2 separate regions of the Homo sapiens genome follow, and region 1 is linked to region 2. Evidence: chromatin loops called from intact Hi-C (ENCODE). Cell type or tissue: endothelial cell of umbilical vein. All regions are shown on one strand. Links, peaks and the distances in the headings refer to the core of each region. The heading gives the core; the rest is flanking DNA.

Evidence for each region. A loop is a pair of places that touch in the nucleus more often than their neighbours do. Peaks named below come from ENCODE experiments on the same cell type or tissue, not always from the same donor. Only the 100,000 strongest peaks of a DNase experiment are listed, where the experiment ranks them.
Region 1: a loop joins it to region 2, with 1.8 times the contacts of the local background. A loop is called at or near these places in 2 of 110 quality-filtered maps.

Annotation. Positions count from the first base shown.
Region 1 is chr9:136,202,951-136,207,327 of GRCh38, forward strand. LHX3 (LIM homeobox 3) reads right to left here and starts at 2,178. Exons shown (of 6, transcript NM_178138.6): 1 at 1,984-2,178. The coding sequence starts at 2,062. QSOX2 (quiescin sulfhydryl oxidase 2) reads right to left here. Exons shown (of 12, transcript NM_181701.4): 12 at 3,383-4,377. In endothelial cell of umbilical vein, for the core only: no CTCF peak of the experiment used is centred there; no DNase peak of the experiment used is centred there; H3K27me3 peaks cover 1,309 bases.
Region 2 is chr9:136,155,163-136,159,539 of GRCh38, forward strand. No RefSeq gene overlaps it. Among named protein-coding and RNA genes, the nearest start is that of TMEM250, 38 kb to the left of the region's middle. RefSeq lists an enhancer at 1,351-1,851. In endothelial cell of umbilical vein, for the core only: no CTCF peak of the experiment used is centred there; a DNase peak (open chromatin) is centred at 2,529; H3K27ac peaks cover 1,237 bases; H3K27me3 peaks cover 52 bases.

The DNA.
Region 1 (4,377 bases), core at 238-4,237, 48 kb after region 2:
CGCAGGTCCGCCCTCCGCGCCAGCAGTGCTAGCAGCAGGTCGCCTCCCGCCGACTCCCGGGCCGGGCCCAGCTCCCCGCGCGCCTCCATGGGTCCCGCCGCCCGGCGTCGCCACTCTCCAGTCCCGAACTTTCCCGGGCCCAGCGACGCCACCCCGCAATAGCCCCGAACCGGCGTCCAAGCGACTCCGGGTGCTGCTGGGCGCTGCGCCCGCGGGCCGCCCTGGGGCCCGGAGCCTCTGGCCGAGCGGAGGGCGGAGCGGCCGGGGGGCGGGGCCGCGGGGCGGGGCGGGGCCGGGGGTCGCGGAGACCAGCCCGGGCCACTGCGGACTCTGAGCGCCTTTGCGCCGGGACCTGCGGTGCCCAGAGGCCGCCCCGCGTGCCCGGCCCGAGGGCGGGCACCGGTAAGGGAGGGCCCAGGTCAGGGCTTCCCGCCAGCGTTCGTCCCGGCCCCGCAGCTTCCTGCGCCGGAGCGGCCCAGAGGCAGAGGCCTGAGCTGGAGCACACGCCAGGAGGGCTAAGGTTCCCGGGAGAGGGGTCGAGAAGGCAGCAGGGTCCTCCCGCCGCTGAGGTTTGGCCTCGGGAGCAGCAGATGGTCGGCGGGAGCTCAACCCGAAACGCAGAAGGGGTGAGTGTGGCGCCGAGGGCTGCGTACCGGAACCGCAAGGTGCCGGACCGATCCCAGATGCTAACAGGCTTCTGGGCTCCACCCCTGGAACTGCGGCCCCGGACGGCTCAGGGAGGAAGGGCAATCCTTGAGAGAGAACAGGCTCTGTGTCCTGGACACGCAGCCAAGACCTCGGGTCGTGAGGGGCCGAGCTGGGGAAGCCCCAGGGCACACCTTCCATTTCCAGCCCCCAGCACTCCGGCTCCATTGGAACACGGTCCCTTACCTGATATTTCAGCCTCTTGCCCCAGTCCACACAGGTGAGCTCTCCAGAACCCACCTGTCCTTGCAGGCAGAGGGACGCACCCACCCCTGCCCAGAGGGCCCTGGGCCAGCACCAGCCCTGGGCAGCCACCCGGGGAAGAACACAGCAGTGGGTGGCCCTCGGCAGCACAGGACTTGGCAAAGGCAGGGGTGCCCTGGCAGTGCGCAGAAACACACAGGAAGGGTTGGGGGACCAGGGGCTGATGCCATCCTGCAGGTCCCTCTCCCTGTGGGTCTCACAGCAATACTCTGTCCACTCTGCCTATGGCTTCTGGACTGTGAGCTTTAAGGGCCCAGGCCCAGAAGGATGGGCACAAGAAACCACAGTCCCTCCCTCCTAGCTCCCAGCAGGTCCGATGTGTCCGTTTTGAGCAGTGGCCCATGCAGCCAGCTTTCTGCCCCTTCACTTTGCACAGCACTTGTTACCCAAGAAGGGCCAGGGCAAGGACACGCGGGTGCAAAGCCGAGTGTGTGCGGGCTGTGCTGGGTGCAGGTGGCTGAGTGTCAGCTGCTGCCGAAGCGATCAGGGGTCGTGTGTGGCAGGACTGGGGAAGGGGCGGCGGCAGGTTAAGGAGGCGGCCCACCCTGCTGGCATCTGGCCAGCCCTCCAACAATGCCTCCATTATTTCCCAGCGTCCGTGGTGATGGAATGGCCCTTGGGGAGGGTGGTTCAGGCGGGAGACACAGGCTTGGGTCCCCTGCTGTGGGGTCCAGAGACCTGGGCCGGGCTGTGTGCAAGAGCTGACGGGCACTGGTCACCGGGGGAACCTAGCACCCCTTGGTCGGCCCCATCGCCCCCCAGCTGTGCCTGCGATGCCCCCTTTTTTTCTAGGGGCCTCCACTCCAACCGCTGTCCCGCACTCTTGCAGGCCAGCGTCAGGCCCTCCCCGCCACCCTGGGATCTGGAAACTCACTCTCTGCAGTTTCCATCTCTGTGTCCCGCCTGCAGAGCGGCGGGACTTTCTTTGCCTGGCCGCTGGCCCTGCACGCACCCCCTTCCTCGCGCCTCTGCCGCCCTTGCCGTTTCTGTCCTCAGTGTCCTGCTGGGGCTTACCCCGAGTCCCGCCCAAGGTGCAGACGGCGGCGGCCCCGGGCCTCGCTCGGTCGCGCTCGAGCCCCGTTTCCAGCAGCATCGCGGCCACCAGGCCGAGTGGCGCGAGACGCGCTCCTCCTAGGTCAGCGTCCCCTGGAGGGTTCGGGGCTCCCAAGTCCCGCCGCGTCGTGCGGGGCAGGGAGCCCGGGAGCCACTGGGCCTGGCGCTGTCCGCGGTGCTGAAGGAGGCGCCCGCTGCCCGCCCCGCCCGCGCGCCCGCCCACCTCCCGGGGCCCCTCTCGTCGCCCCGGTCCCCACCCCCGCCTCTGCCCCGTGTCGGGCGCGCCTCCCTCCCTGGCTGGGTTGGGCCGCACTCAAGGCAGCCCCCGCCCTCACCCCTCTGAGACCCAGGGTGGCCGTGCCCGCTCCTCCCTAAGCTCCAGGCCCTGCTGAGGCGCTGGGATTCGCCGAGTTTCGCAGCAAGCGGGTCGTCCAGCCGCAGGGCAGGAGGACACTGACCCTACCCTTCTGGCGTGCAGCCTCTGGAAGGCAGTGCCCAGGCCGTGCCCCGGGGCAGCCCCATGCGTGATCAACTCCAGCCCAGGGCTCACTGGGGCACTCTCCTGCAGGTGTTTTGCTGGTCAGGGAACTTTCCACTCTTAACCTCCTTGAACTCAACCCCCAACTTCTGGGAGGAGCTCAGCCCGCACCCCTCCGGGCTGCCAGGAGGAGAGGCACCTGCAGTCCCCTGTAACAAAAGCACTGCTGAGGACTCAAGACCTTGGGCATAGGCAGGGCCTGAAGGAATCGCCCAGTACACACCCAGGCTGGTGTCTGCTCGGTGCCTGACGAGTGACTGAGTTACTGCCAGCCTCTGCACAGCCTGGCCAGGGAGGTGCCAACCGGCTTCCTCCACAGCCACAGGCAAGACTGTTGACCACTGCCCTGCCCCCACTGGCACAGCAAAAGTAGGGGAGGGGCAGAAGACAACACGGGGTCAAGGGCACCCCACAGAACACCACAAACAGCCTTAGCAGGACACTCACACCCAGGAAGCAGAGGGATGGCCACTCAAGCAAGCTGGGGGTCCTCTGAGGTGCCCTCAGGCTGGGCTGCCGCGCGTGCTCTTTGAAGTGTGTAGCTGACATGCATCTCAGCTGCCCTTTAACCTGTGTAAAATCAAGGGTCTTGTCCTGTGAGTCTCGTCCAGATCAGCTCCAGGGAGATGATCTATCACTGCTTTCCATCTTCTACTTTCCATCCGACCCTTGGGCTGTGTCCCAAAAGCCAATGATTCGATAGGAGAAACTCTAGGATTTCAGATGTCCAGTACGTGAACAAAAGAGGGGTCCATTCTGCACCCACCGCCTCTACCACAACTCCCACTGGTAGAGCTGGTTCACATTTCAAAAGAATCACCATTTTTTCAAATGTCAGATTTCTTTATTAAAATGTGCACATTATAGTTTACTTAAATACAAAATGTTCACTTTCCTTGCAGGTAAGAAATTTCACTGACATTTCCATGTCAATTAGCTTCTTTTTAATAAAAATCCTTCCACTGAAAATAAATAAGCATTTAAATTACTGAACTATTATATTCATTAGTCTCAATACCTCTTAAAATACTTAAAACTTTAGAAAATAGACTCTAAACATTGCCTAAAGGTGGCATCCAGCTCTGAGCAGGCCACACAAGGTGTGTCTGAGTATGGCCATATGACTCCTGGGGCCACCTCCACGACGGCCCAGCCCCACCGACGCTCTGCTGAAAATCCTGCCCCTCAGCAGGACGCAAGCTTGTTCCCCAAATAGTGGTGACCTCAAACTGCAATATGATGAAACCTGCAGCCAACACTGCCCTCCACAAGGGTTTCTGGAAAGGCTGAAGCTGGAGACGGTAAACCACAACACCGTCCCAGGTCACTCCAGGTCACCCCAGCTAAAGACATTCAACACCAGCCAAAAGGCTAAAGTTTAGTTTGAAGGGTTCAAAGGCAAATACACTGAAACCCACGTGTAAACCTGCCTGGTTTTCAAACTGGAAGAGAAACACTTTGGTGTCTTCAATAACCCAGGCCTGCACTGGATGAAGCAATGAAGGCAAGGTCACGGCTGCTAAAGCACAGAGGGGTTAAAAAGTGTGAAACCAGAAGCAACTCTCGAGTGAGACACGAAGCAGCAGGCTGACGCACCAGACACCGCTCCCACCAGACACCTCTCCCGCCAGCTGCAGGGCCCTGGGCAGCGTTCTCAGCCCAGCCATTCTGTGACAGTTGTTGAAAGAATCAGCTGTTGCCTTTTTTTCTCAAGCGACAACAATCACATCAATATTACATGGTCTTATGAATACATCCATGTCATCAACTTGTTAGTAAACACATGATTATACAACATAAAGTAGGCAAAGCGGAAA
Region 2 (4,377 bases), core at 220-4,219:
CCAGTAACGCAGGGAGATCCCGTGGTGAGAAAAGGCTGGTTCAAAAACAGAATCTATAGGATGTCCTTGGTGTGCAAAGAACGAGTGTGGCAGAAAATGTGGGAGAGCAGCTGCCAGGATCCATGGATGGACGGGGAAGGGGTCGCTGTGTTTCTTCAACTTTTCTATATTTTGCAGATTTGGGATGATGAGCGCGTCTGACTCTGATAACCAGGGAAAAGTGGAAAATGAAATGGAAGTGGCCAGCAGTCAACAATCCATCAGTTTCCTCAACTGCTCTTTTAAACACGGGTGACCACACAGCCCAGAAACTCCCTTCCAGGGACTACCCGAGAGATTGAAGGCAGGCCCCACAGAGACGCGCCCAGCTCCTGCTCCTCAAACTGCTCCGTTAAACACGGGGTGACCACACAGCCCCGAGAGAATGAAGGCAGGCCCCACAGAGACACGCCCAGCTCACGGTCACAGCAGCATCATTTACAGCAGCCAAAAGGTGGAAACAGCCCAGGTGTCCTCCGGCAGACGGGTGGATTAACAAGCGGTCTAACTGCGCCATGGGGTATAATTTAGGCTTAAAAAGGACGCAGCGCTGACACACGGGAAAACACGGCGAGCCTGGGAGCGTCAGGCCGAGGGCAAGAAGCCAGGCACAAAGACCACGTTATGGGATTCCATTCACAGGCAGAGCCTAGAACAGAGACACCTGTAGGGACGGATAGTAGATTCAAGGTTGCCAGGGCTGGCGTGGGGGGCTGGGGAGGTGACTGAGGACATAGGCTTTCTTTTTTTTTGAGATGGAGTCTTGCTCTGTCACCCAGGCTGGAGTGCAGTGGTGTAATCTGGGCTCATTGCAACCTCTGCTTCCCATGTTCAAGCGATTCTCCTGCCTCAGCCTCCTGAGTAGCCGGGATTACAGGCACCTGCCACCACACCTGACTAATTTTGTATTTTTAGTAGAGATGGGGTTTCTCCATGTTGGTCAGGCTGGTCTCGAACTCCCGACCTCAGGTGATCCGCCCACCTCGGCCTCCCACACTGCTGGGATTACAGGTGTGAGCCGCCACACCTGGCAGCCTTTCTTTTTGAGGTGATGAAAATGTTCTAAGATGGACTGTGCTGACGGCTGCACAGCTCTGCGAATACACAAAACACCCCACTGTTCTCGCATATTCTGAACGGTACACTGCAGGTGAGTGACTTGTACAATATGTGAATTACATCTCAATAAAGCTATTGTTCGAAAAAGCAGCAGCCCCAGCAAACAGTGAATCGGGGCAGCAGAGGATGGAGCCCTCTCCTCCTCCTGGGGGGACAGATGGCGCGGCCCCCCGGGGTTCGGCACCCTTGTCTGGTGCCCTGTGCTGTGGGGCTCCAGGAGCCCGCCGGGCGGCCATCGCCGGGGTGACGGCTGAAAGGCGGGATTGAAAGCCTTGGAGGGGCCTCCGTGGGTTGAGGTCAATAAATCTCGCCGGCTGTGCGGCCTCCCGCCCGCTCTGTTCAGCAATCTGTCCGGCTGCCTTTCACCAGCCCAGTGGCTCCCATTACCTCGGGGGAAGAGCCACAAATCACCGTGACAGACCAATCAACAGGCCGGGGAATTTTTACACACGCTGCCTCTTGAAGGATGAGTCCCCCTCAGCAGAGCATCAGAATAAATCTCCTCAAAAACTTTCCCCTGAGCCCACCTCCCCCCGGGGCCCCGAGTGGCTGGTGGCCTCCCCCGAACTCACCAGGGCCAAGCCCACCTGCGTCCCTTCCGGCTGGCGGGGCTGGGACCCTCTGCCGCCGTCCCCACTGGACGCCTCCCTGTGTCCCAGGAGGCCGACTCTGAGCTGGGGGTGGTCTGGGGGCCACCAGGGCTGGCTCTGACCAAGTCCACCCCGAGCTGTCCAGCCACGTCCCTGCCGGGACACTGCTGGCCCCTTAGTCCCCCATTCAATGTTGTTGGGCCCTCCCAGCAGGGCCGGAACACCTCATTTCAGCAGGAAGAAAGAAAGCTTTATAAAATAATTCATAGGAAACTTAAAACACTCAGACACCAAGAAATTGCAAATGGGGAAATATGATGGATTATGGGCTGGAGGAAGGCGACTTCCGCAGGCAAAATTGATCCCTTGGAAAATGGTTTTGTCTGCTATGAAAAATGGGTAATATCTCGCTGGGGCTCAAGAGCTATAATCCCGAAAATAATTTGCTTTTGATTTCCTTTTAGCCCCTGTTCTCCCCCCAACCCGTCCCCATTTAGGAGCCCTGGGCCTGCTCGTGGTGGGGGCCCCCTCTTTGTCAGGGCACCTGCTGGGGGCTCCCCCACTTGGTATTGGCTGGTCTACTTAGAGAGAGTCTTTTCTCAACTGATGGCTGACGGGGGTCGGCTCCCAGCGTGGCCGCCTCCCATGCCCCCAGCCCTCCTCTCTTCAAGAATTCCCAATTAGCTTGTCCCTTATCAGGGACTTTTTAAAAACCAAGCATCCAAGAAAAACATCGCATCATCTCTCAGCTGGGCTTGCAGGAAACCGTATCATTTCCTCCCCACCAGATATGCCGAGCAATGTTTCAATCAGAGATTCATGTCAGTACAACAGAACCAGAGAGGGGCATCCCAACCCCTCACCCTACAGAGGGGGGAGCTGGGGCCAGAGGGGAGGGTCTCTCCAGTCAGAAGTGGAGCTGAACCCAGGGTGGGCTTGGCTTTGGTGGAAGGTGTGGACACAAGCCCAGGACTCCAGCCACTGTGGAGAGGGTGGGGACAGAGCTATGAGCTCCGAGGGCCGAGGCCAGGTCAGAGCTCCTTCCTCTGAGGCCAGCCCTGCCGGGGGCTTTCACGACACCCAGACACTCTGCTCCTCCCCAGGCCTACTAAGTTGGGGTTTCCAGGGCAAGGGCAGGAGGCAGCCGTCCCACGTGGGAGAGGTCGTGCCTCCCAGTGCCTGGAGCTTTCTGCAGGTACAATGCTGCCCCTTCAACCCGTGAGCCACCAAAGGTCTCCCTGGGAGCAACGTCCCCAGCGGCTCCAGGTGGCTCCACGGGGTCCCACCTGCCGGGAGTCTCTGCAGTTCCCCTGTGGGCTGCAGCCTTCAGGGCCCTGTGGCAGCCCCGGGGACACTGGCAGGGCCACAGGGCCACTCGTGGACAAAAGACCTTGGGAGCAAGGGTACAGAGTGCTGTCCCCTGAGGTTGCTTTGTTCCTGTGGCAGCTGCCAGGTTTTCCAGGGATGTGGCTCCTGTAGCAGGAGCCCCAAGTGAGGGGTGCTGGGCCCAGGCTTCCAGGAAGAGAGGCCTGGAGGTGGCTGCTCAGCATCTCCTCATGGCCCAGGGACCTTTCCCTCCAGGGTCTGTTTCTTGAGGGTCACTGCGTGTCTCCAGCAGCATTGTCCTGTGGCCCCAGGGAGGAAAGCATGGGTGACCTGCCATGGGGAAGGCGTTTCCTGGAGGAAGAAAGGGCCAGAGATGCTGGGTGGCCACCCTGTGATGGGTGAGGGCCAGGCCTCATGCCTCACTGCTGGCTGCTCTGCTGCTGTGTCCCTGCAGGGTGACACAGGCACACCTTGCTCTGGGCCAGATAACTCCAGGAAAAGCCTCCATCTGTCAGAGCAGGTGCATGCAGCCCTGTGGGAGAAGCACAGCCAGGGACTCAACCCATTTCTTTCTGCTTGTGCAGCCGGGAAGTAGGGCTGTCCCGTCCCTTACCTGTGAGGCCGTTGAACACTGGCCTCCTTGGGCGTTTGTGCATTCACTCCCTAACCAAGTACCCTGACAAAGCTGAATGCATACATTTGTCTTGGAGCCTTCTGGAAAGAGATGATAAACCTCCCAAAGTTCACCCATCAAGGTCAGCACAAGTGATGTCCTGAACCTTAAGCTCCAGTCAAGCTTGGCAATGCATTTGTTAATTGATTGATTGATTGGTTGATTGACATGAAACTTCCTGATCCCTTTCCCAAAGCTGCCTGTTACATAGCACCGGTGATCCCCCACCCTCACCCCATGCACCGCAGCAGCCGGTCCTAATCCAGCCATCACCAAAACGTGTGCATGAGAGAAGGTATGGAATGGCTTCCCTACCATTTACCCACTGGCCTCTCCCAGAAGACCATCAATGGCCAAGGGCTCTGTGATTCAAGGCCGATCAGCTCTGTAATGAAATGTACCTCCCTTGGTGTATTTCAGGGACATTTGCACACCTGGGCTGGCAGGGACATGGCCACCGTGAGGAGATCTATTTCCCTTGCCTTGCAGACGATGGACCGGGCCCGTCTGTAGAGCCGTGGTGGAGCTGGCCACACGCACACGCAGGCCTATTTTTCAAACAATTGATTAATTCCGCAGCGATGTTTGCTGCCGTACATCACCTATGGCCGCACTGTGGGGCTTTCCGGT